Linked DNA regions of Homo sapiens: region 2 is linked to region 1. The links are chromatin loops, found by intact Hi-C in ENCODE. Cell type or tissue: endothelial cell of umbilical vein. All regions are shown on one strand. Each heading gives the region's core, and the rest is flanking DNA. Links, peaks and the distances in the headings are about the cores only.

Region 1 (15,928 bases), core at 6,000-8,499:
ACTCTCTTCTGTTGGAATCTCAGGGTGTAATTAGCAGTCTGGGATTTCAGTTCCCTTGCTTTCCTTAGGATGAAGGCCAAGCCATTGCCAAAAATGCTGTCACCGTCAGTGCAGCTCCTCCTGGAAGAGAGCATAGGGGGGAGTTGTTTCATGTTGACTGTCTCCTGTATATTTATTGACTGAAACATTTGAGCTGTTGCTCTTCACATTTGTAATTTTAGATCACAGATGCCTAGCATGTTTAATCATACAGCAAAGCTCACATTAATGAGGAAAATGTCACATATATTGTTATCCACCATAAAAGCTGTGAAAAAATATCTCTGCCATCTGCAATGTGCCTTCTGCTGCTGCCTCTAACAATTTTACTAGTAACAATACAAAATTAACAGCAGGGCAAACACTTAAAAATGGAAACTTATTGAACTTCCTCCTTGCTCTACAAAACCAGATAGAAGTACAGACCACCTCTCAAAGTCATGTTGTGATACCTCGCCTGGGTTCCTGCAGCAACCCGCTACTGGATCTCCCGGCAGCCAGCACCCTCCAAATACATCTTTAACGTTTCTGCCAGAATGATTTTCTAAATCTGAGATCTGGAATATCAACCACTACTTAGAAATGTGGTGACGCCTCTGTGGTCCCGCCATGCCAGCCAGAACACACTGTGACCCAGTCCCATCCTGTCCTTCGGCTTTCCCTCCCACCAGCCCCCTCTCATACCCCACCTTCCAGCCAGGCCACATTGCCAGTGACTAACTGGGCCCACCATGCCCTCTCCAGCCTCCACGCAGTCTCTGACTACAACATTGTCCCCATCCTGTGCCTGGCAATTCCTATGCATCCTGTAACATCTGCCTCAAATGTCCGCTCTTCTGGGAAGTCTTCTGTGACCTGTGCAGGCAGAATCCATTGGTCCTCGTGTCCATGAAGTGATTCGTGACTTCCTCCATCTGGAGGACTTCTCACGGGGAATCTTCATGCTCTGTTTGCCAGTGTCGTCTTCTTCCACTCTGAGCTCCTTTATCACAAGGACAGTATTTCAACCACTGTTGCCTCCCAGCCCAACACAGCCATGGCTGCTTTTGTAACTGATTTGGATGCTACAGAATCACAGTGAATGGGGCAAGATGGGTAAGGATTCTTACCCAGGAACGCGCTCTTTTGACTTTGGCAACACAAAACCTTGCCATTACGCAGGCCGTGTTTATTTCTAGGGTTTCTCTCTGTACTTTAGCCCTTTCTGCTACCAAAAGAAATAACAGCCCTGTCAGTCATAGAGCAATTGATAGTGATAAAAATTCTCCTTTTAGACAGTGAGTTCACTTGTTCTTAAGTCATTCTTTGCCACAAACTGCAGGCTCATTATATGAGGAAAATGTGGTATCTCTGAGAAGCCACACTCTTAGAAGTTTATAATTTACCTCAACTGATGACTAAGGTCTCGAGGTTTTTACTGCTTATTTGAGTGTGGTTTGGGTGGGGAAGTGATGATAAACAAAGCTTCGTCTTACTCACTGGAGCTGGTCTGGAAACCACGGAGCAATACCTGTTCTTTGGAAAGGCACCTACTGCTTGCTTGGGGGTGTGGAGAGAAAAGGAGCAGTCCTCTCAAACTTAATCTCTGCTCTGAGCAGGTGCTCACTGTCCAGGATACTCCACCCTCCTATTCTTGTGCTCCATGCCCTGTCTGCTTCTGAGTTTCAGCCAAGACTTGCAGTTGCAAAAGGCTATTCCACCTGACATGACTTTGGGCAAGAAAAAATGGAATTTTGGGCAGGATATTGGGTGATCTCCACAAACCCAAAGAAAGGACACACGTGCAGATTTCAGATAGAAGTGAAATTCGGAAACAGGGAGCAGGAAATGCAACTCGGGCTGGCTTTTGCTCCCCGCAGTCTCTCCACACCCTCTTTGGTTAAATACAACCATCCCTGAAGCCTCAAGTTCATGGTCCTCCGTTCAGACTGACCAGATTCTCTCCACCCTATTTCTGAATTTCCAGTGCTAATGTATTCCAGAATTTCTCCCAGGAATCCACATTGGACAGAAGATAGGTGAATGTCATATGCGCAGAGCCCATCCCCACAGTGGGAAAAAGTGTGGGCTTCACAGACACCCTCAACGCTGATGGCAACCCCCTGCTATCCTTTCTTTTCCCCACACCATGTGAACAGACCTCCCTCAGCACCCGTAGAAGGAACCAACCCTGCCAACCCGACACCTGGATCTTCGACTTCTCACCTCCAGAACTGCGAGACAATACATTTCTCTTGTTTGAGCCACATGGCTTGTTATGGCAGCACCGTTTGAAGGGCAGCACACTGCCCTTCAAAAAGAGGAGACAGACAAGCTGGGCAGGGCAAAGGAGATCTCCCCAACATTGTAGGAGATCAGAATGGCTTGGCCATCATTGCTGAGGCCATAACTTACCTTTAACATGGATGGCCCCTTAAGTGGAGTATGAGGCAATTCAATTGAAGAGATTTTAAGAGTACATATGTCTATACCTATATCTGTATTTATACAGTGCTCATTAGCCAATGCGACTAGTGGCTACCATATTGGACAGCACAGATACAGAACATTTTCATCATCACAGAAGGTTCTGCTGTACAATAATGCTCATGAGAAGCAAATGATGTGAAAGTCATGAGACTAGGGCTCTAGAGCCCTGGCTGGGTTCCAATCCTCCTCCTCCTCTCCAATTTCGTGTGTGTGTGTGTGTGTTTGTGTGTTTGTGTGTGTGTGTGTTTATCATACCCACGCTTACCATGGAAGTCACTTAGGAACAGAGAACCTCAAGGTCAAACTACTCTTTGCCAAGGCTTGAAATTCATGGCTGTTTTTAAGAACACTTATTTACTTGATCATTTTTATTGTTGATCTTTTAATCTACTTTTCCTAAATTTCATCTTGGTTTTTTTTATTTTAGACAGTCTTCTTTCTGTTTGGCAAAACTATTGGTTGGACACTTTTGTTGAATTTCTTCTTTGTTCAGAAATCAACAAAAAACCCCTCAGGTTCAGAACTTCTTTTCTGTTGAGCATGTGCAGTTCAAGGGTTGAAAAAGACAAGGGCTCTGTCTTCAACAGTATGGAGCTGGGCTGTCCAATATGGTAGCCAATGGTCACATGTAGCTATTTAGGTTTAGGTTTAAATTAGTTTAAATTAAGTATGGAAGTCCCCAGTCACACTGATCAAGTGCTCAGTAGCCACATGAGACTAGTGGCTACCATACTGGACAGCACAGATATAGAAGATTTGTATCCTCACAGAAGTTTCTGCTGGACAGTACTGCTCATGAGAAGCAAATGATGTGGAAGACCTAGAGCCCTGGCTGGGTTTCCGTCCTTGTCTCCAATTTCCTGATCATTCATCTTAGGCAAAACATTTGATATTTTTCACTTTTTTTCCCTCTTCCTACTAAAAGAGAAGGAAAACTAGCTTGCTTACATAATGGACGTAGTTTGTGAAATAAAAGATATGTATACAATTTAGTGCAAAAAATATTTATAGAACAATTACCGTGAGCCAGGTATCACGGTAAGTCTGCAGACCAAACACATATAACACATTCTGCTAGCCTCATGGAGCTTGCAGTCAAAGAAGACAAAAATGAGGCCAAAAATAATTATAATACAAGCAATAACAAATATGCACAAGATATTGAAACTGGACAAAATGATACAAAGGTGGAATGATTAATTTGAGGGCAGTGCAGACATTTGCAGGAAGACCTCATATAGGAAGTGTTTCTGAAAGAGAAAGTTTGGAAGATGAATTGGAGTTTGATAAGTTGCACCCGAGTTTTGTGTATGGACTGTATACAATAAAATTCAGGTCTCTCCAGGCGCTGTGGCTCATGCCTGTAATCCCAGCACTTTGGGAGGCTGAGGCAGGTGAATCACGAGGTCAGGAGTTCAAGACCATCCTGGCCAAGATGGTGAAACCCCGTAACTACTAAAACTACAAAAATTAGCCAGGCATGGTGGCTAATCCCAGCTACTCAAGAGCCTGAGGCAGAGAATTGCTTGAACCTGAGAGACAGAGGTTGCAGTGAGCCGAGATCGTGCCACTGCACTCCAGCCTGGGCGACAGAGCAAGACTCCATCTCAAAAAATAAAATAAAATAAAAAAATAAAATCCAGGTCTCTTCTTTCCTCCTCCATTTCTTTCCTCCTCCATTTTCTTTACTGTGATCACAGCTCTACATCTGAAGTGTTCAAACCTTGGGCCGGGTGCAGTGGCTCACGTCTGTAATCCCAGCACTTAGGGAAGCCGAGGAAGGCAGATCACCTGAGGTCAGAAGTTCGAGACCAGCCTGACCAACATGGTGAAACCCTGTCTCTACTAAAAATACAAAGTTAACCGGATGAGGTGGCACATGCCTGTAATCCTTGCTATTCAGAAGGCTGAGGCAGGAGAATCGCTTGAACATGGGAGGCAGAGGTTGCAGTGAGCCAAGATCATGCCATTGCACTCCAGCCTGGGCAACAAGAGTGAAACTCCATCTCAAAAAAAAAAAAGTGTTCAAACTTTGTAGCCGAGCTGAAGAACACACTATTCAAACAGTCTTATGTGAAAGCAAAATGTGTAAAATGTATAAATGCAATGTAGGGTTCCACTTTGGGCCAACATAGAGTAACAGGTATCACATTTATCCTCTTGATGAAAATAATAACAACAACAATAAAACAAGTTAAAAACACCATCAGCTTTCAAGATACTAGACACCACCTGATGCAGGACAGTGATCACCATGAGGCAGGAAGCAAACCATGCAAGCCTTAACATTGCCCCTCTCTTGAAAGAGCTCCCAGGTAACAGTGCAGAGGGAGGAACCCACATGCCAGAAGACTCCATAATTTGATGAGACAGAGCTGAGAGGTTATATGGTTCCATTTACGTGAGATGTGCAGAAGAGGCAGACTTATGGAGCCTGAAAGTAGACAACTAGTTCCATGGGCTGGGAGGAGAGGCAAGTGAGGAGTGACTGTTAATGGCATTTCTTTTTGGAGTGATAAAAATGTTGTGGACCTAGACAGTGGTTAGGGTTGCATAACTTTGTGAATACACTAAAAAATTAACTGTATTGTACACTCAATAAGGGTGAATTTTATAGTATGTGAATTGTATCTCAATAAAACATTTACAAGATATAGTATTAAAGGCCAGGGAGAAATGAAACTATATTATACAGCTATTAAGTCACCAAGGATGTATTCTGTTATTTTGTTTCTTTGTTGTTTTTATTTCATCCTCTTTAGTAGACATCACTGCTGTTCATCAATTATTTCCAGTATTTTTCACTTCCGGAGGTATGCTAGGCTTGTACCTCTCTGCCCATGTGTTAGTCAGCTCAGGCTTCCAGAATAGAATACCACAGACTGTGTGTGCCTTAAACAACAGAAATTTATTTCCTCACAGTTCTGGAGGCTGGAAGCCCAAGATCAACAAGGTGCAGGTAGTGTCATTTCTGGTGAGGGCTCTTTTCCTGGCTTATAGACGGCTGCCTTCTCACCATGTCCTCACATCCCTTTCCTCTGTCCACACACTCCTGGGGGCCCTTATTCTAAGTCATAATAACTTAACCTGTCCCGAGTAATGCAGCCTCCATAATAAATATCATTATCTTGCTTGAGTTTCTTCATGTTTATAATTTTTAAAAATCATATAACATTTCAAAGAGTTAAGGTTTCACTTAAAAAAAAAAAGACCCCATTGTGGAACACATAAATTGTTTCCCATATTTCTCTATTAAATAATCAGACTGCAAAAAACTTATGAATCTGTCTTTAAAAAAACTTTTTTAAATTCCTTAGGTTACATCCACAAGTGAGATTATTAGATCAAAAATCCCACAATTTTATGGATGTTGATTTGTATAACCTTTTACTCTATTACTTATATAAATGTACCTATTCCACTATATCTTTATGATCATTAGGTTGTAGTATTGTTTTCGCCTTATTAAAGTGATATACAGATAATCCCCAACTTACGATGGTTCAACTTAAGGTTTTTCAACTTTACAATGGTGCAAAAGTGATACACATGTAGTAGAAACTGTACTTTGAGTACTTATACAGCCATTCTTAGTTTCGCTTTCAGTACAGTACTCAATAAATCACATAAGATATTCTCCACTTTTTGTAATAGGCTTTGGATTAGATGATTTTGCCCAGGTGTAGGCTAATGTCAGTGTTCTGAGAATGTTTTAGTCTCAGCTACAATGCTCAGTAGGTTAGGTGTATTAAATGCATTTTCAACTCACTATATTTTCAACTTATGATGGATTTATTGGGAAGTAGCTCCATTGTAAGTTCAGGAGCATCTGTATTTATACTTAGATTTGTGCAAAAATTCATTAAAAATCTGTGTAATTTTGCATAAAGCATAAATCAAGGGTGATTACTAGATTCTAAAAAGTAGTCTTCTGAAGTGCTTTTAAAGTTTGATTTGTTTCAATCAGCATAATGGGTGTGTCTAGGTCAAGTGTGAGGATTATATTTTGGTGTCCATCGAAGTAGGTGGGGTGTAAATTCTATGAAGGGCCGGACTGGCAGAAAGATGTGGTCCTCATGCTAGGTACTTCATGTAGTCATATGCACAATGAGCTTAAAAAGCAATTGGAGTGTCTTGGTCCATGTAGGTGGAACATTGAAGAGTGTCAAGAAGAGCTGGATGGGAGGTGCTGTCATACAGGCAGGGCTCTCTCTCAAGGTCAGCTCTGCCTCCTGTTGTATTGGCTTCTTCTGAAGGCAAGTTCTCTCATGAAGTGGGGAAGATGGCCACCACCAGCTTCCCAGTTTAGCAGCACAGGGAAAGTGAAACTCTCCTTCCCAACATACACATAGCCACCTCAAGGGAGGCCCTCCTGGCCCTGTGGAAATGCATACCCTTTGCATCAGTCCTTCCTCCTGTGGCCCACTGGGGGTGGTGTGCTGATGGACAACCTAGGACCACAAGGGATGGGGAGATGAGTTCTTCCAGGGATGGGGGATCCTGGACAGACCAAACAATAAAAGTCCCCTGTGTCATGCATCCTCATACAATCCTATGGCTGAATTAATAACTGAATTAAGGGAAATTCCAGATCAGCCTGAAGCATCCTGTAGCATCAGAGGACATGCTTTAAAAAATAGGAACACATCAAAAGCACACAGGAGTCATCCTGAAACAGTACCCAATGGCCAAAGCTGGAACAATCCATGAGTCTATGCCAATATAAGTAAACATGTGAATAAGCAAATACATAGGGAAAAAGAGACAAATCTTTCTCACAGAAGCACCACAAGTAATACAGGGGAGCATTGATGCAGCCACTTCTCCAGGAGGTGGGGCTTCATTGCTCTCCTAGTGAGTGTGGACTGGACCTGGTGACTCACTTCCTCTAGAAGGGTATGGAAAGAGAAAAATAGCAACTTCACAATGCAGTAATCTAGCGGATGCCACCACAACCAAGGGCTCAAGGTTAACATCACCAGACTTGAGTCATGGTGAAGTCATGTGCCCCCGAGGCGAGGCAATGAGAAGGGCACTTCACCCCATGGCACTCACCCCCAAAACATAACCCCAATCGATCACAGAAAACATCAGCCGAACTCAAAGCGATGCACATCATCCAGAATGCCTGATCAGCACTCCTCCAAAGGGTGATGGTCTTGAAAAAGAAACAAAGTCCCAGAAATGGGCATAGATGGGAGGAGATTAAGGAGACAGCCTAAATGCACTGTGGGATCCCGGATGGAATCCTGGAACAGAAAAGAGGCATGAGTGAAAAAAACTGGTGAAATACAAAAAAAGTCTGGAGTTTAGTTAGTAGTATTGTGCCAGTGTTAATTTCATAGTTGTGACAAACATGCTGCGGATATGTAAGATGTTAACAATTACAGGAAACTGGATGGAGAGTATAGGGAAACTCCCTGTATTATCTTTACAGCTTTTCTCTAAATCTAAAATTATTCCAAAATAAAAAGTTTGAGAAATTAACAGTGATTACCCATTCCATACTAGGCACTGATTTAAGGGCTATGCATATATTAACTTTTAAAAATCTTAACAATAACATTGAGGTATCTGCTATTATGATTACCACGCTAATTTTATGGATGAGGCTACCAAATCTGAGAGGTTTAGCGACTATCTATAGTCACGTGGTTCTGAGTGTGTGATTAGCGCCTAGGCAGTTTGGTTCTAAAGCCTGTAATCTGCAATCTTTAACTCTACATAACAAACTTTCAAGGAAGAGTTAATATCTGCACATTGTTTTTCCTCTTGAACACCCTTACCTTAGGAGAAAAACCTGTTCTGGTCTGCACAGCTCACAGGGGGTTCCCCTCCACTTATTCCCTTTGCATACACCTTCCTAAGACACAGGCTTTCAGATTGCAAGTGTTCCTAATCCCTAATACCCAGGCCCCACAATACTGAAAATTTCCAGAAAAGAAATGGAGTCAGCTTAGAAAAGAGAATTGAGAGAGAAAGAACCAACAAAAGGGAAATAATAAAATTTAGTGGGGGAAAGTATGAAAAGCAGTGCAAACTTGATTCCCTTACCAGAGTAACTCAGGGATTGAGGAGAAATGGCTTGCTGCCTTAGGTGTTGGTTAGAGACCCCAAATCACCCACGAGAAAAGTGCAGTGGGCCTTCAGCCTCCTGCTTTCACTCACGAAAAGCACCTGTTTTCTGCTCTGATAGAGATCAGTGAATACCAGCCACTGAATGACTCTCACGTGATATGCCTTGTGCTGTTAGTTAAAGCTCGTGCTCCTGAATTCTCACAATATTGTGCGTTTTATGCCCCCGTAGAGCAGGGGTCTCAGCCCAAACATGTCCACCACCTGATTTCATAGGGCCCACGAGCTAAGAACAGTTGTTATGTGACTAAATGGTTGAAAAATACATCTATGAAGACTATTGTGTGACACGTGAAAATTAGACCGAATTCAAACTTCAGTGTTCATAACTGAAGTTTTATAAACATAGCCTTGCCCATTTATTTACATATTGTCTACGACTGCTTTGACACCAGAGAGTGTGACCATATGGCTTGCAAAGCCTGAAATATTTACTATTTACTATCTAGCCCCTTGCAGAAAATATTAGTTGAGCCCTGGTATAGACAAAGAAACTGTGGCCTGGAGAGATTGAAAGAACTCATCTATAAGGATGCAAAAGAAACTGTTTTCTGGATGAGCCCTGGGGCATAGGTGTTCCTTACGGGGCAGGCAGGGAAGGAGGCGTGGGTGAGAAGGCTGGGTGTTTGCATCGTACCCTTCTGTGCTGAGGGTTACTCTACAGTGAGCATGGACTGCTTTGATCTTCAGGGGCCGCAAGTGGTGAGGCATCCTTCAAACCCAGACAGCTCAGCAAAGCCCACCCACTGAGTAAATAGGACTCATCCCAAGACATGAGGTTGAGGACAGTCACTCAGTTTGAATTTTTTCAGATCCTGGGTCATTTTGGAATATGACTGGGAGAATAAAAACTCCAGAAAGGCAATAAACTGATAGAATTGTAAAGGCAATAAACTGATAGAATTGTAAAGTGAAGTAAATCTTAAATGCTTTTAAATAAGTGAAAAGCAACCAAATAAGTCTCAATATATTTTCCCTCCAATAGTTAAAACACAAATTTAATGCCAAAATAAATGCACATGAATAGCCAAAACTTCCTTAAGACCTCGAATTCTTAATGCTCCAGGACTGAACTTATATTCCATGTGGTATCCCAAGGACAAGGTGTGTAAGAGGCATGAAAGAAGGCTTGGAAAAGCAAGGAAAATGTCCCCACGAATTAGAGACCAGTGTCTTGATAGTAGAGGTTTCCTGGATTCGGGATGTCCCCTCCTCAAGGCCACGGTAGAGGAAACTGACTACTCATTCATTCAACAAATATTAGGTAAGGGTCTGCTCTGTTCTAGCAGTTGCTCATAGAGCAAGACTGAGACAGGCAAGGTCCCTGCTCTTCTGAAACTTACATTCTAGTGGAGGAGAAAGGGAATAAATAAGACAACAAATTTTAAAACATCATTTCAGGCAGGAGTGAGTCCATGAAGCAAGCAAGCAGAGTGATAGGACAAAGATGAGGTGTCAGGTGCACTTAGGCTGAGTGGCCCAGGAAGGCTCTCTGGGCAGAGCCCTGAAGAAGAAGATGTCAGCTGTTTGGAGACCAGGGTAGGATTATTACAGACAGAGGGAGAAGGCAAGAGAAAGGCTCAAGGGGAGAAAGAGTAAGGCCTACTCAAGAAATAGGAAGTACACATGGAGCAGTATCAGTGGGGAGGGTGCCTGAGAGGGTGTTGGGAAGGGAGGGAGAAGCCATACGAGTGGGCCTTGGAGGCAAGAACAAAGAGGTCAGTTTTCATTCTGGGTAAGATGGTGTGGTGGGTTTAACTGTGTCCCCCAAAGATAGGTTCAAGCCCTAAGCTCTGGTGCCTGTGAATGTGACCTTATTTGAAGACAGGGTCTTTGCGAATGTAATCAAGATAAAATGAGGTCATACTGGAAACAGAGGGGCCTTAAATCCAATAATGGGTGTTCTTATAAGAAGAGGGAGGACTGGGAGGCCAAGGCAGGTGGATCACGAAATTAGGAGTTCGAGACCAGCCTGGCCAATATGGTGAAACCCCCGTCTCTACTAAAAATACGAAAATTAGCCAGGTGTGGTGGCGCACACCTGTAGTCCCAGCTGCTCGGGAGGCTGAGGCAGGAGAATTGCTTGAACCCAGGAGGTGGAGATTGCAGTGAGTCGAGATCGCACCATGGCACCCCAGTTTGGGTGATAGAGCGAGACTCTGTCTCAAAAGAAAAAAGAAGAGGAGGGGACACACCAGATACACACAGGGAGAATGACAGAGACAGAGATTGAATGATGCAGCTACAGGCCAAGGAGCACAGTGGATGGAAGGGCAGGGTGGATTCTGCCCGGGAGCCTTTGGAGGGAGCGTGGCCCTTCTGATACCTTGATTTTGGACTTCCAGCCTCTGAAACCGTGAGAGAATAAAGTTCTGTTTTTTTAAGCTTCTCAGTTTGTGGCACCTCGTCATGGGAGCCCTAAGAAACTAACACAGATGGGAAGCCACCAGAGGGCTTTACCAGAGGGCATGATCTTAAACCATAACAGGTGTTGTGGCTGTCATGCTGAGAATGGAATCAAAGAGGCTGTGAAGGGGGTGATGGTCAGGGTCAACTCACAGGTCAGAAGTGGCAGCAAACCTTGTCAGGAGCTGGGCTCCCATGGCACAGCCAAAATTCTGTAAAGGCTGCCAGGCACGATGCAGTCACACACGGATGCATCCACCTACATTCTTGAGGACCAAAAATTATAGAACCCAGATTAAGGCAGGAAATTGCAAATACTGGCCCTGACATACACAAAGCTCCCTGGAGAAGAGTTTCTTCGGGACAGATGCCATGGTTTTCCATTGTTTTGCATCTCCACTGATTTTTACAGAGGGTTAAGTGCATAGTCTAGTTAGTCACCAGTTATTCTCATGCATACTCGCCTACTCATGCATACTCTAGTAAAGGCCTGCTGAGTGCTTCTGGATGGGTTGAAGAGAAAAGGTGGAGGACCGAGTCCTAGAAGCCGATCTTTTACACATGCCACCAAGACTCCATTTTCTTTCTCTTTCATGTTCTCCTTCAACCTTACTAGAATTCATCTATTGCACATATTTAAAAAGTGACTACATTTTATCCTGAAATATAGTGGTTGTCAAGAATATATGGGCTCATTCTGCCTTTTACTTGGGATGAGAAAATTTTGACTCTTTTACTTGGAATCAGTGACAATAAAGACCAACTAACAATGACTGGACTATGTTTTGATGAACTAATCAGGGATTCCATCACAATGAAAATTAAGGCCACCTGGTTAGTTTCACAGGGGTGAACAGTAGATGTTCCCATCAGGTCTTGGTATCCATTTCCCTTTAATAGCAAATTTTAAAAAGCTACTCTCGTGGTCATGATGGAGAGATTTACAGATGTTTCAATGAAAATCTTCGTTTGGAATTTATGTAGCAACGTACATATTGACTTTGTGTCACTGAGAATACCAAGATTTATTATTCTTGAAGATAAGTAATAACCTTGACTTTGCCTTGGTCAATATTTATCTCATGAGTCGATAAATCTCCTGCAATAAATGTCAACTAAATCCTAAACTTTCTGGTACTGGACTGTATTCTCTGCTCTTTTTCTTAGGGAACCAGTGGTCAAACCTGTGGAAATATTCTCAGATGTACGTTATTTTTAGTGAATTCAGACTGGTTATGACGGCGGACTTTTATCCAAATAACTTAATGTGGGTGGGAAAATTACAGACTCTGAATCTTTTTGTCTTCTTTTCAATAGTTATGACCAATGAATCTCCTCCCCAGTTCAGCTTTTTCTAAAGCTGATCCCAAGTGCTAACATCAGACACCAGCCTGATCAGGCTGAAGGAAAAGCCTGTCTGCAAATAAAGGCGATATATGACACCGGCCATTTGTGTGCCTGTCACTGCAGGCATTATCTGAGCTCCCCTTTTATATTTTAGCAGTGCATGATCTCATACTAACTTTCCATAAGCTCAAAATACTTTTTTGGTGTTGGCCGGTCAAATAGTTTGTCACTGTCTAAAGCTACAGTGTGCCCTGTGAGCAACCAAAGACAGTTGTTCTCATCTGGCTGGAAGTGAGATGATGGTTCTGTCCCCAGATGACTCAGCTTCTGCAGCCGGAAAGGACCTTTCCCTACAATGACGTTCCAGGCAATCCCCTCTCCTCCACATTCTCCACGTGGAGCACGTACCACAGTTTGTCAGCGTGCACATAACAACACGGCTGACAGTATGCTGTCTCTTTCCTTCTCCTTCAGGGAGCACACGCATAGGGGTGCCCGCTTTCCACATGATTTTTGGACCTTACCAGGTTACTGAAGCCCAAAGGAGCTGATTCACAGAGAAGATTCCTTGGCGTGACTCTCCTCATGGCCCACCCGCTGTGTCTCCTCCTGCTTCGAAGAGGCCCATTCTAATGTGTTGGCAGATGAATCTGCAGATAAAGATAGGCTTTAATAGCCAGTAGCTCTGCACCTTACCACCTGAGATTTTCCATCTAATGATAATTTTAGGAAGAATATTTTTCAGCTGTCCTACATCCACATTTTCGTCCATCAGAAGGCTTTATTGTTTTGTTTGTTTCTGTGTTTCATTTTGTTTGGAGCCAGGTTTATTTGATTTTATTTATTTGTTTGTTTTGCCAGAATTGCTAGAGAAGCTAGGGTTACTGATGAACTTCCCTGGAAAATCTAAAACACACACTTAGATTATATCAAAATGATCTCAACCAACTAATCAATCATTGAACATGGAGAGATATTCCTTAGATATGAGGATGTTTCTTTTCTAATGTTGATGTTGAGGGAGAGTAGCAAATAAAAGCAAAGATTCTAGAGCCAGACTGCCTATATGTGGATCCAGTCTCTCCCACTTACCAGCTGTGTGACTTTGGGCAAAGTTACTGTCTCTTTGTGCTTGTTTCCTCATGAGTAAAACTGGGATCATTGTAGGACTATGCATTAATTGATAATTAATTTAGTTAATATTTTAAAAGTATATAGAATAGTGCCTGGCACCTAATAAGTGCTATATTAAGTGTTTGATAAATACCTACAGTGACATCTTGCCAACAGTAATGACTTTTATTTATTAAATACCTACTCTCATGCAGCCACTTTATGCACTTTATTACATCTAATCCTCATAACCATGCTCCAAGGCATATCATTTTGAAGATGAAGAACCAGATTCAAGAGGTCAGATGGTTTGTCTGAGGTGACAGAGCAGGTGATAAGAGCTGGGATTGGAATTTGGGACTTTTGAGCCTAAAAACTGATCGCATGTTTCTTACAGCATTGCCCCTGATAGGATTTAAAAGTCACTTTTACTGAGTACTTATTATATATCTACCAATTTCACATATGTTGCTTCAAGGACTGCAACAACCCCTCTGGGTTGCTTGCTTCTATTTTCAGGCAAAGAACTGGGGCTCAGGGAAGGAAGGTACCTATGTGAGTAGTAGACCCAGGATTTGAATGCAGGTCTTTTGAGCCAAAGTTTTGCACTTTCCACATATTCCCAAAACCATAAGTATTCACATTTGTTGAACATGTACTCTGAGTAGCTTCCATGTTGTTATCCTCCCACGTTCCAGCTTTTCAATTAGAAAATCGTAAAGCCTATGGAGAAATTGAAAGAATAGAACAATGAATATCTAAATAACCTTCAACTAGTTTCAACAATTATTTTTATAACAAGAGGTTTCAAACATACAGAAAAGTTGCAAAGAAATATTAAATGAGACCAAGAAGGTCATGTTTCAATGATAAAGGGTACAACATGCACTAAGATCTAACTGTGATAAATATGTACACACTTAATAACAGCATCAAGCCGGGCGTGGTGGCTCACGCCTGTAATCCCAGCACTTTGGGAGGCCAAGGTGGTGGATCACAAGGTCAGGAGATCGAGACCATCCTGGCTAACACGGTGAAACCCCGTCTCTACTAAAAATACAAAAAAAATTAGCCAGGCGTCGTGGTGGGTGCCTGTAGTCCCAGCTACTCTGGAGGCTGAGGCAGGAGAATGGCGTGAACCCGGAAAGTGGAGCTTGCAGTGAGCCGAGATCGCGCCACTGGACTCCAGCCTGGGCGACAGAGCGAGACTCCATCTCAAAAAAATAAGTAAATAAAAATAAAAAATAACAGCATCAAAATCCATGAAGTAACTACCATAGGCGCATTAAGAGAACAAACAGAAACACATCAGGTATGAGACTTCATTTCTCTCACCTGTGAAAGATCAAATAAGGATGCAAAACATATGTAAGACTGAAACAAGGAGAGATGCTTAAAAGAGCATTGGGAGCATGGTGGAGGGCAGGGAAAGTCCTAATCCAGAGTGGCCGAGTGGGACAGTAATGAGCGAGTAAGCTTGGAAAGATGAGTATTCCAATCAAAGGGAGTGCTTAAGGACTGTACCTATTGCCTGAGAGAAGGCAATAAACTCCAAACTACTAACTGACAACATGAAAACACCAGCCCTTGGAGAAACTCCTCTCCTGCCTAAGTACAGATTCCCTTTCCCTCAACAAAGTGGCTTCTGCTTAAATAGTCAGGGTCAGATGTCTTCAGAAGTCAGGTAGATCAACATGTAAAGGACAAGGAAGCAGTTGACCGGCACTAAAGAACACAGCTCTGCCTAAAGACCATGTGGGCATTTGTTAAGCAAAGTGTAAGTCAAACAGTACACACCTGGAGACGATATTCTTTTCCAAGGGCCACAGCTTTTGTCCCCTGATTTGTACTTCAGTATTTTTTTTTTTTTTTACTTCTCCGGCCAAGGTCTGAGACAGAGATTATTTGAGATAGTTTACTACGTTGGGTAGAGAAAGAGATGTTTAAGGGGTGTAAGGTGTAGAGGTGTAATTGCATAAGGGATGTGCCAATCCCTGAACTGGATAAGGGTCCATGAGCAGAAATTCCAGGCATCTCTGGCTCCCCATAAATCCAATAAAGTGTTTTATTTGTATGTTCTAAACTATAACCTACAGCCATTAAACACACCCAAATAAAATGCAAGTACAAAATATTATATTCTATTTCAATGAATGTTATGATTTCTAAGTGTGTTGGTACCCATCGCCTTCTCTAAGCCTCACACACTCAAGATGTGAAGTATCTGCTTCATAATTCAGTCCAGATGTCAGCATCATGGCTGGGAGGAGAGTATGATGGAGACTGAATCCTCCGCCAAATATAATTCTCCACCTTTAGTGCCACTGGTGTGCTTGAGTGAGTGAACTAGTAGGGAAGTATGCCAGAGGAGGTTGCAAATCTTTGGAGGAAACCTGGCATGCGGCCACCACAAAGACAA
Region 2 (15,928 bases), core at 7,484-9,983, 100 kb after region 1:
TGACCTCAAGTGATCCGCCCGCCTTGGTCTCCAAAGTGCTAGGTTTACAGGCGTGAGCCACCATGCCCAGCCGTTAGTAAGTTTTGAAATCGGGAAGTGTGAGTTCTCCGTGTTGTTCTTTTTCAAGATTGTTTTGGCTGTTCAGGTCCCTTGAGAAGCCATATGAATTTTAGGATGGCTTTTTGTTTTGTTCTGTTTTGTTTTTTTTCCTGTAGTTTACTCAAAAGGCAAACAAAAAATCTTTCATTTTATATATATCACAATATTATATAAACGTCTTTTTCAAAAGAGAAAACCAAATTTCATGTTTGTATTAGTGCATCTTTAATGCTAAAGCTACTTTTTAATAAAATTTTTTAAATCTGTCTAGTTTTAATTAGTTTTTATTAGTTTTAATGAGTTTGACCATAAGGTAAGATTTTCATAAACTTTTTAGAGTCCTTTACAGTTTTTCATTGAATAGCAGATCACTTTTTTTAAGGAAACCCTGTTACTCAGACACATGGGCCCACATTCTGGCCCTGCATCAGTGTGCTTTCATTTTCATGTTCAACCTACAGAAAAACCTAAATCATCCCCTTTCAATCTTAGCCAGCTTGCTCACAGAACTTCACAAGATCAGCCCTTCACACACCCTCAGCTCTGTTTCTGCAAAAAAAAATATCATTAGGATATTGATAGGGACTGCATTGAATTTGTAGATTGCTTTAGGTAGTATTTCATCTTAACAATATTAGTTCCTCCAACACAGCATGTCTTACCGTTTATTTATGTCTTTATTCTTTTAGCAATGTTTTAGTTTTCAGTGTACAAGTAGTTCACCTCTTTGATTACATGTATTTCTAAGTATTTTGTTATTTTTGATGCTATTGTAAATGGAATTGTTTTCTTAATTATCTATTGGATTGTTCTTAATTTATAAACACAAATGGTTTTTGCGTGTTCACTTTGTATCCTGTACCTTTGCTGAACTCATTTACTAGCTCTGATAGTTTTTTATTATGGAATCTTTAGGGTTTTTACATATAAGATTATGTCATATGTCATCTCTGAACCTTGATGATTTTAGTTCCTCCTTTCCAATTTGGATCCCTTTTATTTCTTTTTCTTGTCTCAGTGCTCTGGCGAGGACTTCCAATACTATGTTGAATAGAAGTGGTGAAAGTTGGCGTCTTTGTCTTGTTCCTGATCTCAGGGGAGAAGCTTTTCATCTTTCACCATTAAGCATGATGTTAGCTGTGGATTGGTTACATTTTATTAGAGACCAGAGATAGCCCAGCCCTCTTACTGTATCTAACTATAGTTTACTTGTCCCAAGGAAACTGTTCCACTGGGCTTATGGGACACACATTTTCCTGGCGGAGAAGCCATCTCCTTTGGCAAATACTTTCAAAGGTGATATTTAGGTAATAAAATTGGCATATTAAGTGATATTTTTGACAGTCTTAACACACATTAAGTTTGAAACTTCAGGGAGAAAATAAGAACATATTTCTATATGTCAAACACATCCAGGAATTCCAGAAGGCATATTAGTGAGGGCCAGTGAGTCTCCACGGATGAGCTGGGAGACTGGGAGATGACCACAGCAGGGAGGCGTGCGGCGTGCGTGGGGGGTGTGGGCAGCCTGGTGGGATGTGGCAGAACTGTCACCCAGCGGGCAAGGTGGCCAAGAGGACACTCCTTCCTCTCCCAGGCCCTCAGAGATGTGGGCGAAGGGGAGAGAAACAGGTCCTTGCAGTTAGGGGAGAAGGCAGAAAGAGTGTTTAGAGATGGGGCTAGGACATGGGAGGTGGTGGGGTGAGGTAGAGAGTGAGGAGTCGCACAAGAGTGTGTTTGCTGGTGTGGAAGGCAGAGGCCGCCTGGCTGCCCGCAGGAGACATCCAGGCATGGTCCTGCGATCTGGCAGCAAATGATTTGGGGCACTGATCCACCTCAACGGCTAGGGGTGACGGCCTGTCCAGTGAACCCAAACCGATATGTGTATGAAAATAAATAAATATATGTTTAAATATATAAATATTTATATTCATATGTATTCAATATATAAAGATTTATTTTAAGGAACTTGCAAGTTTGAAATCTGCAGAGCAGGCAGGCTGGAAACTCAAGCAGGAGTTTGCTACAGTCTTAAGCTAAATTCTTGTTTCTCTAGGAAATCTCAGTGTTTGCTCTCAAGGCCTTCTGTGGATTGGGTAATGCCTCTGTTAAGGGTCATTTCCTTTAAGCCAAGTAACTGTAGACATTAACCACACCTACAGAATACCTTCATGGCAATAGCCAGACTGGTGTTTGACTAAGTGACTGGGAATTAGAGCCTGGACTGTTGACGTGTAACACCAGCTACCCCGAGGACAGGCTGACTGTGAGCCGGAGAAGGCTGAGGCCTTGGGGCTGCTGATCATGGCAGAGGTGAAGGGTGGATGCGGGCACAGTTCTCACTGAGTAGGTTGGGGACGTCTGAGCCAGGTCATGGACCTGCTCCCTTCATTGTGCCAGTACTTCCACTGCTATTGACTGCTTCCTTTCAGCCCCAGCAAAGTGTTCTGGGGCGTTCTTTGGTGATTTGAGGGATTCTAGAGAAACTCTTGCAGAAAACATGGTTGGTAGTAAATTTTACAGATCTGGGATGCTTCTGTTCCTTTTAGCTGTGATGAGAATTCCCTAGTGATTTTATATTTTGGGTCTGTGTTAGTTTAGTAAGGCTGTCATAACAAAGTGCCACAGACTGGGGAGGGGGCGAGGGGACTTAAATAGCAGAAATCCATTTCCCGCAGTCTGGATATTGGAAGTCCATGATCAAAGGTATCGGCCGATTTGGTTTCTCCTGAGGCCTCTCTCCTTGGCTTGCAGATGTTCATTTTCTCAAGGTGTCCTGACATGGTCTTCTCTCTGTACAAGTCTGTGTTCTAATATTCTCTTCTTACAAAAACACCGCTTGTATTGGATTAGGGCCCACCCTCATCATCTCATTTTAACTTAGTGACGTGTTTAAAGACCCTCCTTCCAAATACAGTCACATTCTGAGGTACTAGGAGTTAGGGCTGCAGCTTAGGAACTTTGGGAGGATACAGTTCATCCCATAACAGGGTCTTGTCTTGATTTTTGTTGTTGTTATTCTGATTGTTAGAATTAATATCCCTCATTTTATTCGGTACTAGGTGCCGTGGCCCACAGGGGAGAGTATGTAATGAGTTTGTCAGGTTGGATGTCCACTGAGAATTCCGATTTGTTCTATGGCTTGTGGAGCTAGTGTTCACTCAAATGATGTTCTGTGGTCCTGTCCCCAAACACACACACACAACCCCTTCTGGGCTTCTTTGGAATTTGTCTGAATCCCTATTTGCGAAAGCTTGATGAAGTTTGCAGGGTGTTAATAGATGGTATAGGGAAGAAGGGTGAGGCAGTGCAGGAGAGTGCTGGGAATGTGTGAGTTAAATTTAGAGGGTCTGATGTCACCCTCACCACTCTGGGCACCCTTCTACCCCACAGACTTTTGACCTCACAGATGACCTCTCAGGGCACCATAGTTGGGGACCATCTCTGCATGTCAGCAAAAAGCTGGTGCCCCGAGCAAGTGTCCTTACTGAACCTACAAGCTAAGACCAAGAGCTGCCCATTCAGACATGTCACACTTGAACCAGCCATAAGTAGTGGATTTTTTTTTTTTTTTCTGGCTTGGCTTCTCACAGTCTGTCTTTATTCCAGGTGCTGCAGCGCAGTAAATGTAATTTGAAGAAGGCAGAAGGAACCCATGGCTTTAGCCGGCTGCCCAGATTCCTTTTTGCACCATCCGTACTACCAGGTATGGGCGAGCACATATATCTGATCCTGGCCCGATGGTGCTGGTCGAGGGCCAGGGCACACATGTCGCCAGCAGCCATGGATCGTTTCTGTAGCTCTCAGGTCACTAGGACACGCTGGAGCAGGGGCTGGTGACAAGTCCCATGGTGCAGAGGCCCACTGCCCTTTCTGCCTCGGTCTTCTGTGTCTTGCTTTGCCTTGTAAGATAGCGTGGTCATATTCCCGTTTGACTGTGCGTACTTTTCTAAAAGAGTTTGGTTGTAGTACAGAGTTGCCCCCTGAGAGCCGGGCTTCCGTGTTTGGAATGAAGCAAGCACTCACTGTGTTTTTCACCTTCTGGGTCGGGCCAGACACTCCTGATGACGGGTTCTGCAGTGATGGTGGTTGTCGGGACATTCACCTGGACACATGTGCTCACGCGTGAGGGAGTGGGAAGGAGAAAGGGCTTGGTGTCTTAACAGATGTTCTAGAGGGAGTCCTCTCCACAGATTGGCTCTTTCCTTTCCTGAGAGCCCTAGGTGGAATTTTGTGGGAGAACAAGTTCATTTCTGTTCCTTCACTTTCTCTAGCTCTTCTTCATGGGCTGCTAGAACAGTTTCATCTGCAAGTTCCCTTCATCTTCTGAAACAGATTTTATTTGAACTTTCACTTGGTGTAGACAGATTCATTGTTAGGGGATGGTCTTTGGTTCTTTAGATTTGATTCGCGAATCCTGGTTCATCCTTACTCGTGATTTGTCATTGGAAGTACTTACACCATCTCTCCCAGGCCTGTGACTTTTCGGCTGGAGCAGTCCTAGGTTTGGAAGTCCTTTTATATGTTCAGGCTGTGGTCAGCTTTTTGCACTTCTTTGAACTTATTTTCTCTCTTAGTCTGTGAAGTCTCTTTTTAGCTACTGTGATGAGAAATTGCCTACAGCATTATGGCTGCAAAAAGATGCCTTTGAACATTTTTTTTTTTTTTTTGGTATCTAAGTGAAGCAAGCCTTCGAAGAAAGGCTGAAGATTAGGAATACCGTTCATTCTAATCGTCGAATGTGACACAAAGCCAAAATTGGTTACAAGCCAGAAAAGAGGATTAAAACCTTAGCGAACTGCAAAGTTTGGTGGTGACCCCTGAGTCTGTGTAGTTTGTGAGCTCTGGAACAGGCATCTGCCTCTCCCTCTGCATAATTGTCTTCTTGTTCTTAAAGAGGCTGTGGTTGCCTCCCCCCATTGATTAAAGCTCTGTGCTGCACCCACAGGTCACAAGTCCAGTTCTCGTGTGGCCAGTTAGTGTTAGCTAGTTGTCCGGGCCCGACTGCACCCTTCACCCCTGCCTGCCACTTCCTACTCAGTCCCAAGAGAGTGCAGTCAGTGAGCTCAAAGAACATCCCCAAGGGAAAGTCTCTCTTGAGGTCATTTTCGTAGTGCTGTCCTCGGCTGGGTATAGAATAGGCTTTTAGGGCCAGATAATGGCCACAGAGGTTCTGTCAGCTTCCCTTCCCTTCCTGGCATTTCCAGTTTCCTGCTGGTACCTACAGAAGTGGCAGACTTACAAGCTGTGTCAGTTCCTCCCTTGATGGCCTTGTTAGGTGTTTGTAGTCACCGATGCCCCAGGCTGCTTTCCTGGAGCCAGGAAGTCAGGAAGGAAGGGTGGGCTTTCCCTGCTATGTGCTGTCATGCTTTGAGGAAATACTCATTGCTTCTCAGGGCCATTTGAAAGCACTGTCTTACTCTTTAAAAAATTTGACAGCAAGACTTGGCGGCATATGTCCCTTGTTCCTGGAAAATAAGATGACAGTTCCAGAATTTCTCAGAATATGGGATGATTTACAATGGGTTCCAGTCTTGAGCAGTCGTAATTATATTATAATAATTAGATAAATCTCCAGAGTTTTATAGAGAAAAATTTATTCTTAAAACCTTCAACATACAAATAATTTTCTAATTCTAGCTGTTCACTTGCAGCAGTGGCTTGGATTAGATAGATGGTTCAGTCCGTGAGTCACTGATGTGATTTTTAAAATATGCACAGAAGCACCAAAATTACTGTATGCATTTAATCATCCTGCTGTTGGAGGGCAGCAGTTGGGGAGGGGTTCTGGCAAGGTTGGGGATGACCCACTTCACTTTTAAGACTTAAGTTTTTCCTTTAGAATGTGACACATCATAATTCTCTGACCTTGGAGAAATCCTGCAACTTTCCCTACCGCAGTTTCCATACCGAAGTTTTGGTAGAAAAGGGTTAGTGGTATCTGGGTTGTAGCAGGGATTAGAGGAAATATGTCTAAATTACCCGGCGCCTGGTCATCCTTTAGAAGCTGAGTCAAGGGCTGTGATCTTTAATTCTTTGATAGAGCACCAGCCAGGTACCAGGCACATGTTTTGGGCTAGGGAGCCAGCTTTGAGCTCGGCAGACAGATCTTTGGGGCTCCTGGATTCCAGTGGAGGAGACAGACATGGAACAACTGGCAAGTGAGATAGCTGTGAATAATGATACTAATTCTGAAGCAAATAAAATGGGACAACGGGGGGAGAGAGGGCCGGCTGCCTTGGTCTTCGGGGGGGGCTCCGTTAGTAGGGTCCTATAGCTCATTGTCTGCCATTTTTAAAATCAAAAGGTCTGAAGCAAGAAATTTCCTCATTTATTATGCCACGGCAGAGTCCAGAGCTTTGCCGAACACAGGGTCTGCCTGGGAAGTGGGATGGGGTTTATGGAGCTCCCTCTGGGCCCTGCACATCTGTGTTCATTGATGTGGACACTGTGTTATCATTCTCCATTCCCCAAAACTCTTAATTCTTAACCATGTCCAGCCTCCAGGCTTTTGAAGAAGGAATTATGCACCTATGACAAAATTATGGTAAATAAAAGCAACATTTATTATCTTTCAGAAAAATGCAAAATAGGAAATAAAATGTGCTTGGCTACAAACTTCCGTACACAATGTTGAACTGAGCATTAGAAATGAAACAACTTGCATGTGAATTTTATGTAGGTGATTAAATTTACTGTTGAATTTCCAAAAGCAATGTTTTTATTTTCATAGTTTTCTGATTTCTGAATTAAAAACAATCATGCTTAGAAATGAGCCATCTTAGAAACTCTCCTTGCCATCCTGCCCTGCAGAGCCTCAGCTTTTGGTGGAGATAATGGCAACAGCATTAGTGCACATACACGCTGTCCAGCCCCAGGACACCACAAGATGTGTGTTGTGGTTCCATTTCAGTGCTGTGTCCCTGAAGCTTCAGGCGGGGAACCTACTCTTCTAGTGCAGGGCTTGACGAACTGCAATCTGCTTTTGCAGATAAAGTTTTATTGGAGGCTGGTCTTGGTGGCTCACGCCTGTAATCCCAGCACTTTGGGAGGCAGAGGCGGGTGGACCACTTGAGGCCAGGAGTTCGAGACCAGCTTGGCCAACATGGGGATACCCTGTCTCTATTGAAAATACAAAAATTAGTCAGGCGTGGTGGCGCACACCTGTTATCCCAGCTACTCAGGAAGCTGAGGCAGGAGAATTGCTTGAACCCAGGAGGTGGAGGTTGCAGTGAGCCAAGATCGTGCCACTGCATTCCAGCCTGGGCGACAGAGCAAGACCCGGTCTCAAAAAATAAAATTAAAGTTTTATTGGAACTTGGCCATTGGGTTTTGTATTGTCTGTGGCTGCTTCCAAGCCCCATCAGCAGAGTTGGGTAGTGTTTGACCCTTTACAGAAGAAAGTTTTTTCTGGGACACTGACTGCTAGAATGAACCTTTTTGGATGGACAGAGGCTCAAGGGGGCCTCCTTGTATCAGCTCATCTCCTCCCCATTTTCTGGGTTAGAAACAGTCCTCAGATGAGACTTCATCTGCTGATCACATACAGCTTTGGATTTTCTGTTGGGTGCCCTAGATTCCTTAATCTTTTGGCAGTGCGTGGAGGAGCTGAAAGATGACATCATCTCCGAGAGTTGATTTGGGCTCAGTTCCTGGAAATGAATTCCATTCCCAAAGTCTGTCACTGTTGTTATTATTATTATTATTTTTAGTGAAAGAGTGATTCTGTAGTTTTTCATTTTTAAGTACTACACCCCCCCCCCATACTTTGGCTAAAGAACATTTTATTAGACTACATTTTCTTTAAGAAATTTGTTGATAGTACCTGCCACTCTTAACCCTTGAGGTGGGAAGTTACGAAGATCATTTGAAATGTCTCTCTTTAAATTTTATTTGACTGTTCCAGCTGATAGGACATTTACCTAAAATGGTTTTCCAAGTCATTTAAGGTTATGATTCTGAACTTAGGAACAGCAGCTATGTTATGGAGATATTTTGTGAGGTAAAACAGGCAGTGTGTTGACTACTATTCACCTGCATGGCTTTAGGCATGGTGTTTAAATTCTCCACATTTCTTCTGTTTTCAGCGTCATTGTGAAAATTGGAAGACACTTATATAAACTTTGGCATTGTGTTTAGCACACAAAAGACCCTGTTAAATGTGAGCCACTGTTTGGATGAGCTGGTATGTGATTTTTTTGTTTTAGAGTGTAGAATTATTTTTAAGAATGTAAGTTTTTTTTTTTTAAGTGATTTGTGCGATACTTATGTAAATTTGAGATTATAATCTTTTTAAGTCTTTAAAATCATGTGAATATTCACTTAAAACAAATAGATGGCATTTGGTTTGGGAAAATACTTTTCATTGATCTGGCAAATTGCTGTTAACTGGCTTTATTTATTTAAATCCTAGGTAGTTAATTACATATTAGTAAATAGTTTACACTTTCTGTAACTAACAGAATCAGTTGAAAACTCTATTCTTTAAATGTTCTAAGTAACTTTGACTAATTTGTTTGTTCGCTTACCATTTTATGAACAGTTGATTGGCAGACCATGGCTGGGTATTAGGGTACCAGGTGAACAAGATGTCAACCCTGCCTGCAGGGAGCTCCCAGCCCTGGAGGGAGACAGACAGGTACAACAACCAACCATGGGCCACCATGACCTGGGATGCTGTCAGTGGTGTGCTTTGTGCAGACAAGTAGAGGGGAGGGTGATTAATCCCCCATCCCATGTCATTTCCTGCTAGAACTGTAAAACTAACATATTCGACAGCCTGCAAGCTGACCACTCAGAGGCTGGCAGTGGGGAAAAGATTAAGCTCTTCCTGTTTACTTCCCTTGTCTTCAGCCTTCCACCGACTCTGTGAATTGGGTACCTTCATGATACCCATTTTATAAATGAGAAAACTGAGGTTTTTACTATATGCTGGTCATCATGCTGAGGACTTTACTTGGATTTTCTCTCCTGCCAATGCTACGCGGTGGGGACCTTCATGTTCTCCCCTTTGCAGATGAGATTATCAAAGCAGAAAAAGACCATCTCTCCTACTGAGTAACAGAGGTACATTCGTCTCTGTGAAGTGTGTTTATGTTTAATGTTGGTGAGACTGAGGAGAACAAGTTTTTGTCCAAATGCCAAAATCTCCTCCTCAGAATTATTATAATAAAACATAGAATTTGTATCCTGCAATTTTGGACTTATTGAATTTCTTTGATCATGAAATGCCATAAGTCAGTTTTAACAACAGCTTTTCAGTTGAAATAAAGATTATTATGTATTGTCCCTAAATGTGTCATGTGTGCTGATCGTAAGGTGTTTGCATTTTTAAAATGTTAAAATGGGGAGTGGGGCATGTCTTAAAATCAATGAAATATGACAGATAAGTAAATAAATGGAAATAAAAATACATAAATATGTATATATTTATTCTCAGTGCTTTTCTTTTTAATGCCTAAATCTTCTCAAACATCATCATCCTCAAGTATGGGCTTAAAGTCTGATTTTTTTTGAATAATATAAACAACTATATTTATCACATATTTTCTATGTATTATTTTTGTTTTTTGTTTTTTTTGAGACAGAGTCTCACTCTGTCACCTAGGCTGGAATGCAGTGGCCCAATCTCAGCTCACTGCAACCCCCACCTCCCGGGTTCAAGCGATTGTCCTGCCTCAGCCTCCCGAGTACCTGGAATTATAGGCATGCACCATCACACCTGGCTAATTTTTGTATTTTTAGCAGAGATGGGGTTTCGCCATGTTGGCCAGGCTGGTCTTGAACTTCTGGTCTCAAGTAGTCTGCCCATCTCTGCCTCCCAAAGGTCTGGGATTATAGATAGGGGTGAGCCACTGCACCCAGCCTGTGTTATTTTTATCCTCTCTCTGGTACTGTGGCAAATATTCTGGATGTGTTATTTTTTCTATTTCTTTTTTCCAGGAAACCAGGGCTTGCAGATATTGGTAAGTTGCCCAAGGTCACACAGCTTGTAATGGGATAGATCAGGGATCAGGCGTACGGGGTCAAGCCTGAAGCCTATGTCCTTAACCATTCCACTGTCTGGTTTTTCCTTGGCACCGTGTGCTTGGCTGTGCAGATATCTATTTGATTGGGGGTGCTAGAGTTGATTATCTTTTTCATAAGATTTCATAAGCAGTGGAGGAGCAGAACACAATATTGGTCTATGACTTTGCACTGCCTTTTAGAAGGACATATCTAATCAGGGATACCTATATCCCACTTCTGTTTTCCTCCTACTTATCATGGGGGTTAAATCCCCACAGAAATATTTGTGTTCTTTTAATTTTCCATCCCATGAAAGTTCAATGTTAGTAATCAACTTTCCCTTTGCCATCTATCTGCCCAGAAGCTACTGTGAAATCACTTATCAAAGTCTTTGTTTTTGTTTTACTTATGAGACCAGATGGTTGCCTTTTCTGTTGTAAAGTGTCAAAGTTTCTACTAGACCTACAAAAACCAAAACTTACCTGCTGTGTGTGTGTCACTGTATTCGTCCACACTCACACCGCTTATAAAGAACTGCCTGGGACTGGGTAATTTATAAAGAAATGAGGTTTAATTGACTCATAGTTCCGCAGCCTGTACAGGAAGCATGGCTGGAAGGCCTCAGGAAACTTAAAATCATGGCAGAAGCAAAGGGGAAGCTGGCAAGTCTTACGTGGCTGGAGCAGGAGGAAAAGAGCACAAAAGGGGAGGTGCTACACACTTTCCAACAACCAGGTCTCGTGGCAACTTACTGTCATGAGAATAGCAAGGGGGACATCTGCCCCTGTGATCCCGTCACCTACCACCAGGCTCCTCCTCCAACCTTGGGGATGGACATGAGATTTTGGGCGGGGATACAAATGCAAACCATATCAGTCGCCATTACAGCAGGTAGGGCAGGCAGCAGGCAGGTAACCAGCAGAGCAGGCAGCAGGCACAGCTACCTTGCCGGGAGTGTTTTTCCAGGAGAGATGGCAGTATCAAGCGCACGCAGACTTGGAAAGGCATCATGGCGTACCTGGTTGGAGCATGAATCCTTGATTCAACTGTTTTCTTTGCACAGAGTCATATTACTTGATTACCAAAGGGAAGGGAACTCATGACCCTCAGGGACAGGCTGTTTATCTGTGGTCAGAAGATGGGCCTCCTGTAACATTGACTGTGCTCCCTTCTGGCCTTGTCAGTAACGCAGAGCAAATCACTTCCGTCTCTCTGCGTTTGAAGTTATGTGTCATTACCCAGCCAGCCCCCAGCTCCTTCAGGCATCCTTCCTTTGTCGGGGTTTGTGGCACTTTTTCCTGTTTCCTTTCTCCTGTCTTGCCTAGCCCTCTTCAAGGGGAAGGACCAGAACTAATCAACACTTCAGATGAGACTGACCAGCTCAGAGCTGGGCGGCTCACGCTCTCCCTTCAGGACCCATCCTCCCATCCCTCATTGTAGCACAATGTTGACTTTTTTGAAGGAAGGTCTCTTCATGCACCCACTGCTGTGTCCCAGGTCGTGTTTATTTCCAGTTCATGATAAGTAGAGACATTGAGAAAATGTGTTTAGAGATTTTATAGCAATTTGAATGTTGAACTTAAGAATAAAAATGTGGGTGTGTATCGTATTTTTGTTTTATTTTACTTTCTGGCAATTCATTGCTATGTGAGTTGTGAAGTATCCGTGCTTGACAGGTTGACAGGGACAGCAAAAACTGCTTCTTCCCCGCAGGTGGCTCCTGAAGCACTAGTCTTGGCTATCTCAGGATATCACAGTCATGCCTGTGGTTTTTCTGTCCTTGGCAGCTCCAGTTTGCAAAGTTGAAGCTTTGCGTTTATGACCCATTGTGGCCTTGGTGTGTCATTTGTGCATGGTGAGATTTCCTCAGGCGCTGCTGGAACGTGCGAGTCCACTGCCTCCAGCCAGTGGCGGATCATGGGGGACAGCATCTGTGCCCTCCCACTGTGTTGTCCACTCTTCCCTATAGGCCTGATGTGACTCCGCTGTGCTTTTGCTAACCGTCCTTAACCAGCTCCTTGCCACTGCACTAGGGCGTGAAGGTTGGAGGGTGCCTGTGGGTCCCTCTGTAGCTCTCAGTGTGACCTACCTCCCACCTTCCTATGTCTGTTTGCCTTGAGCAGCTGTTCTAGTCTTTTCTCCATCAAGAGTCTACACCGTTTTGGAGGGTCATGTGGCCAGCGGGAGGTGAGCCAGCCCAGGAGGCATGCAGGCCCCAGGTTTGAATCCCAGTACCGCTTCAGGCGTGTGAGGCTGACAGTTATACCTGCACTGTTATGAAATGAGAGCCTCCAGGGACCACCCAACTAGTGGGGCCTTAGGAAATCCCAGTTGACCAGGGGCACTTCGCTGGAACCCTGAACAGGGCCTTTGCTCCTGGGATCCAAGGGGCTGGATCGCTAAAAACCCTTCATCGTCTTCCTTTGCCCCCAGACTCTGGTTTAGCAGGCTCTGGGGTACTGGCTGAGGGGTTCATCCTTCATTTCCAGACCTCAGCTGAAACCCAGCTAATTTGTAAGATGGGACCAAACAACATTAGAACATTTCGTTCTTTGGACAATGAGGAAATGATTGGCAGTTTCTTTGTGGTTGCCCATTCTGGGAATACAGAAGTGTGTAAGACATAGCCGGGGCTTAAAGGATGTACCCAAGTAATAGAGGAAGGAGAATTGTACCTGTTGTTTAATGACTCTAAATAAGGAAACACCTGACCCCTCTGTCTGTGGACACAGAGTTGGAATTTGAGTCCTTCACTGCCAAGGACATCATTGCTTCACTGCAACTTTTCTCTTTTTTTAAAGAAAAAAAAGCTACTTGGTATTGTGAAAAAATAGCTATAAGGTTATATTTTGCTTTACTTGTCCCTTCAGAACTTCACTAAAAGAAAAGTAAATTTTATATAAATGTATTTTATTTTTCGACATTGTGAAGGTGTTAATTCCAATTAAATTGGTCTTTGAGGTCAGGTTCTTGGCATTTGCAGGGTACTTATATGGATTTTTCAGCTTTCTAAGGCGTAAATGTGGCCTTTGTAGCTTGTGCAGTATGAGGGGTGAGTGCCAGGGCATCTAGAGAAACAACTTAATCCTGAGAGCGCTATCTTTACCTAAGGTGGGTGAAATGGGATTAAAAATAACCCTACCCAAGGAGGACATTGAGGGCAGCTTCTGAGGAGAGGCTTTATGGAGAACAAGCTGTGTGTTTGGAGGCCAGGTATAAGTAATGTCGGGGAAGGAGAGGGGGCGGTACCCTGTCACCCCACCTCATCACTCTGTCACCTTGTCACCCTGGCATTCTCCCCCATAGTCCATCCCCCATCATCCGGTCACTCTGGGCCCTGTCACCCTGGCTCGCATCACTGGTTCTGTCACCTCTTCACCCTGGACTCCCCTTTCTTGAGTGCTTGTCACAGGGCTTTGAAGCTGTTGCTGCCCATGTGCCCCCATCAACTATGTTCTCCTGGCAGATGGGAATGTGCTTTCTGTGGCTTTGAAATCTTCGAACACATGGAATTTCCCACCTTGCTGCAAGCTCATGGGACTACAGATGCTCTCAGAGCTGCTCTGTCTGTGCCATCCAACATCTTTGCCCTGACACTTCTTTGGTGCCAGGCGGGGTTACCCTGGGGCCTTCCAGGGGACCTTTCTATCACCTTAGGAAGCCGCTTTGGATCTTGGAATGACCCTTGCAGGAAGTCCTTGAACGTAAGTTTATGGCCAGTCCTTGGCCTCCTGAGTGGGCATGAGAGTGGGCAGGGCAGAGGGGCTGTGGCGTGGTGCAGGTTAAGGGTTCGGGGCTCAGCTGGTGGGGGACAGCCTGGGAAGCTGGGAGCTACTGGGCCCGTGGTACACCCTGCCTCTGGGGTGCAGGAGAGACAGGAGAGGAGGGCATAGGAGGTAGCATAGTGACCGGGCCAGCCTCCTCAGCCTGTCTTTGGCCTGATCCTCCCTACCAGCAGCCTGGGCTCTCCTTTGCCACCAGTAATACTGAACTGCTCTGCTCCCTTCTCCCCGCTCCACGCGCTGTCTTCTTCTTCCGTTTCTTGGCCTGGGCCATTTCCCTGGACTTCAGCCCAGACACCTTCCCTTCCCACAGCAGTCCCTGCCACACCCCCATGGAGCCTTCTCTTGCATTCCTGCAGCCAGTCCTGGGCCTCCCTCTGCCTGACCCCTCCTTATGCTGTCGTCTGTCCTCCCCCATCCTCAGCCACCCCAGATTCTGCTTGAGGACAGAGTGGAGACCTATCACCCTTCTGTTTGGCCCCTACCCAGTGGGGAATGGGTGACATGGTGAGGTGAGACCCCGTCCCCAGCCCAGGTCAGAACACCTAATTCTCAAGCTGCAGAGCCCTACGAGGGGCAGAGACAAGAGCTAACAGACCGGGGCTTGGGCCAGCAGAGCAAGAAGGTGGTAGCAGGTGGGGTGGGCTCACTTTGTCATGAGTTGCTTCTCTTTGGCATACTCAAATGGCCAGCATTGTTCCTCTTCACTTTGGCGCTGTTATTCAGTATAGTAAGGGCTACTTGAATTCAAGCTCTGTGATCCGCGGCAGTTGATCTGATGATCACTGCGACGGCTCCTCTGTGACTCATGGGCAGGCAGCGCCTGCAGCGTGGATCTTGGAGTCGCATCCTGGGCAGAGGGAGGAGTCGCATCCTGGGCAGGACAAAGCGGGTTGGTGCAGGATCTCATCACTCTCCTCCACACAGTGTGAAACTGATGAATTATTTATTTCTGGAATTGTCCATTTAATATTTTTGGACCACAGTTGACTGTGGGTAACTGAAGCTGCAGAAAGTAAAACCAGGATAAGGGGGGGACTACTGTATTCTCCAGGAAAGTTTAAAATAGTTTCGTGTTTGGGTACCTTTACTGTGTTAAAATTGTTTGAATATGGCAAATACTGTATGTGGTGTTCATGTTAACAATTTATGAAACTTTTCAATGAAGCAGGGCGTTTCTTTTCTTTTCTTTCTGGCACCTGGATGAAGAGGGTATTTATTGCGACAATTTCCTGCACTGGATTTGGGTGCCGTGCAGCTTCTGTGATTGCTCACTCAGTTGCAGAAGAGAAAAGCTATTGGATAATATCGTGCTTTAGACAGCCAGGCAGAGAAAAATGCTATTTTAAACAAGCAGTAAATACATTGATGAAAATTTAGGAAACGGCAACTTTTTTTTTTTTTTTAATGGTGTACTTTGGCAGAGAGAGGAACCTTAAAATTATTCCTTTTATTAAAAGCATACAGAGTAATTTAAACATAAGCTTCTTTACTTACTTTCTGATTGAAGTGTCTGGTCTTTTAAGGTGGTAACTATGTTTAAATTATATTTTTATATTCCTGTACCATGCATGTTTAGTTGGGATGACTTGCTTTCACTGTTATTTTTCCTTGGGGTTTTAAGTGTTGCCATATGTGCTGGGCTCCCCGTCCGGGATGTGCCTGTCCTCTGCTCTCTGGGCCTTTTTGGCGCCTGGTGTCAGATGGGCCTCATCACCTGTGTTTGCTGCCACCGGTTATGAGTCTCGACAAAGGGGGTCACTTAGGTAGGGTTTGCGATCCAGTTTTCATCATGCAGTCAATACTGTCACTTTAGCAGTTTCCCCAGAACCTGTTAAATATTTATGTGTGTTTCAAGCAGACTCTGCGAAACTGGCTACTGGTACATTTATTATTATTATCATCTTAACTAGAAACAAAGTATTCGAAGTGACTGTGATATGAATTATTAACATTATTTTTAACTTTTGTGAGGTTTTCCTATCATTGATCTTAAAGAAGAAAGTAAATATTTAGCTTGTATTTAGTTTTTCCTCTTA

Evidence for each region. Hi-C counts contacts between places; a loop is a spot of excess contacts. Peaks named below come from ENCODE experiments on the same cell type or tissue, not always from the same donor. Only the 100,000 strongest peaks of a DNase experiment are listed, where the experiment ranks them.
Region 2: a loop joins it to region 1, with 2.2 times the contacts of the local background. A loop is called at or near these places in 1 of 110 quality-filtered maps.

What each region holds. Positions count from the first base shown.
Region 1 is chr7:50,818,471-50,834,398 of GRCh38, reverse strand. No RefSeq gene overlaps it. Among named protein-coding and RNA genes, the nearest start is that of GRB10, 44 kb to the right of the region's middle. RefSeq lists an enhancer at 6,801-8,000. In endothelial cell of umbilical vein, for the core only: no CTCF peak of the experiment used is centred there; a DNase peak (open chromatin) is centred at 7,428; H3K27ac peaks cover 2,302 bases.
Region 2 is chr7:50,720,149-50,736,076 of GRCh38, reverse strand. GRB10 (growth factor receptor bound protein 10) reads left to right here. Exons shown (of 19, transcript NM_001350814.2): 4 at 3,709-3,805. The coding sequence starts at 3,755. Among named protein-coding and RNA genes, the nearest start is that of GRB10, 55 kb to the left of the region's middle. RefSeq lists an enhancer at 9,569-9,738. In endothelial cell of umbilical vein, for the core only: no CTCF peak of the experiment used is centred there; a DNase peak (open chromatin) is centred at 8,836; H3K27ac peaks cover 1,764 bases.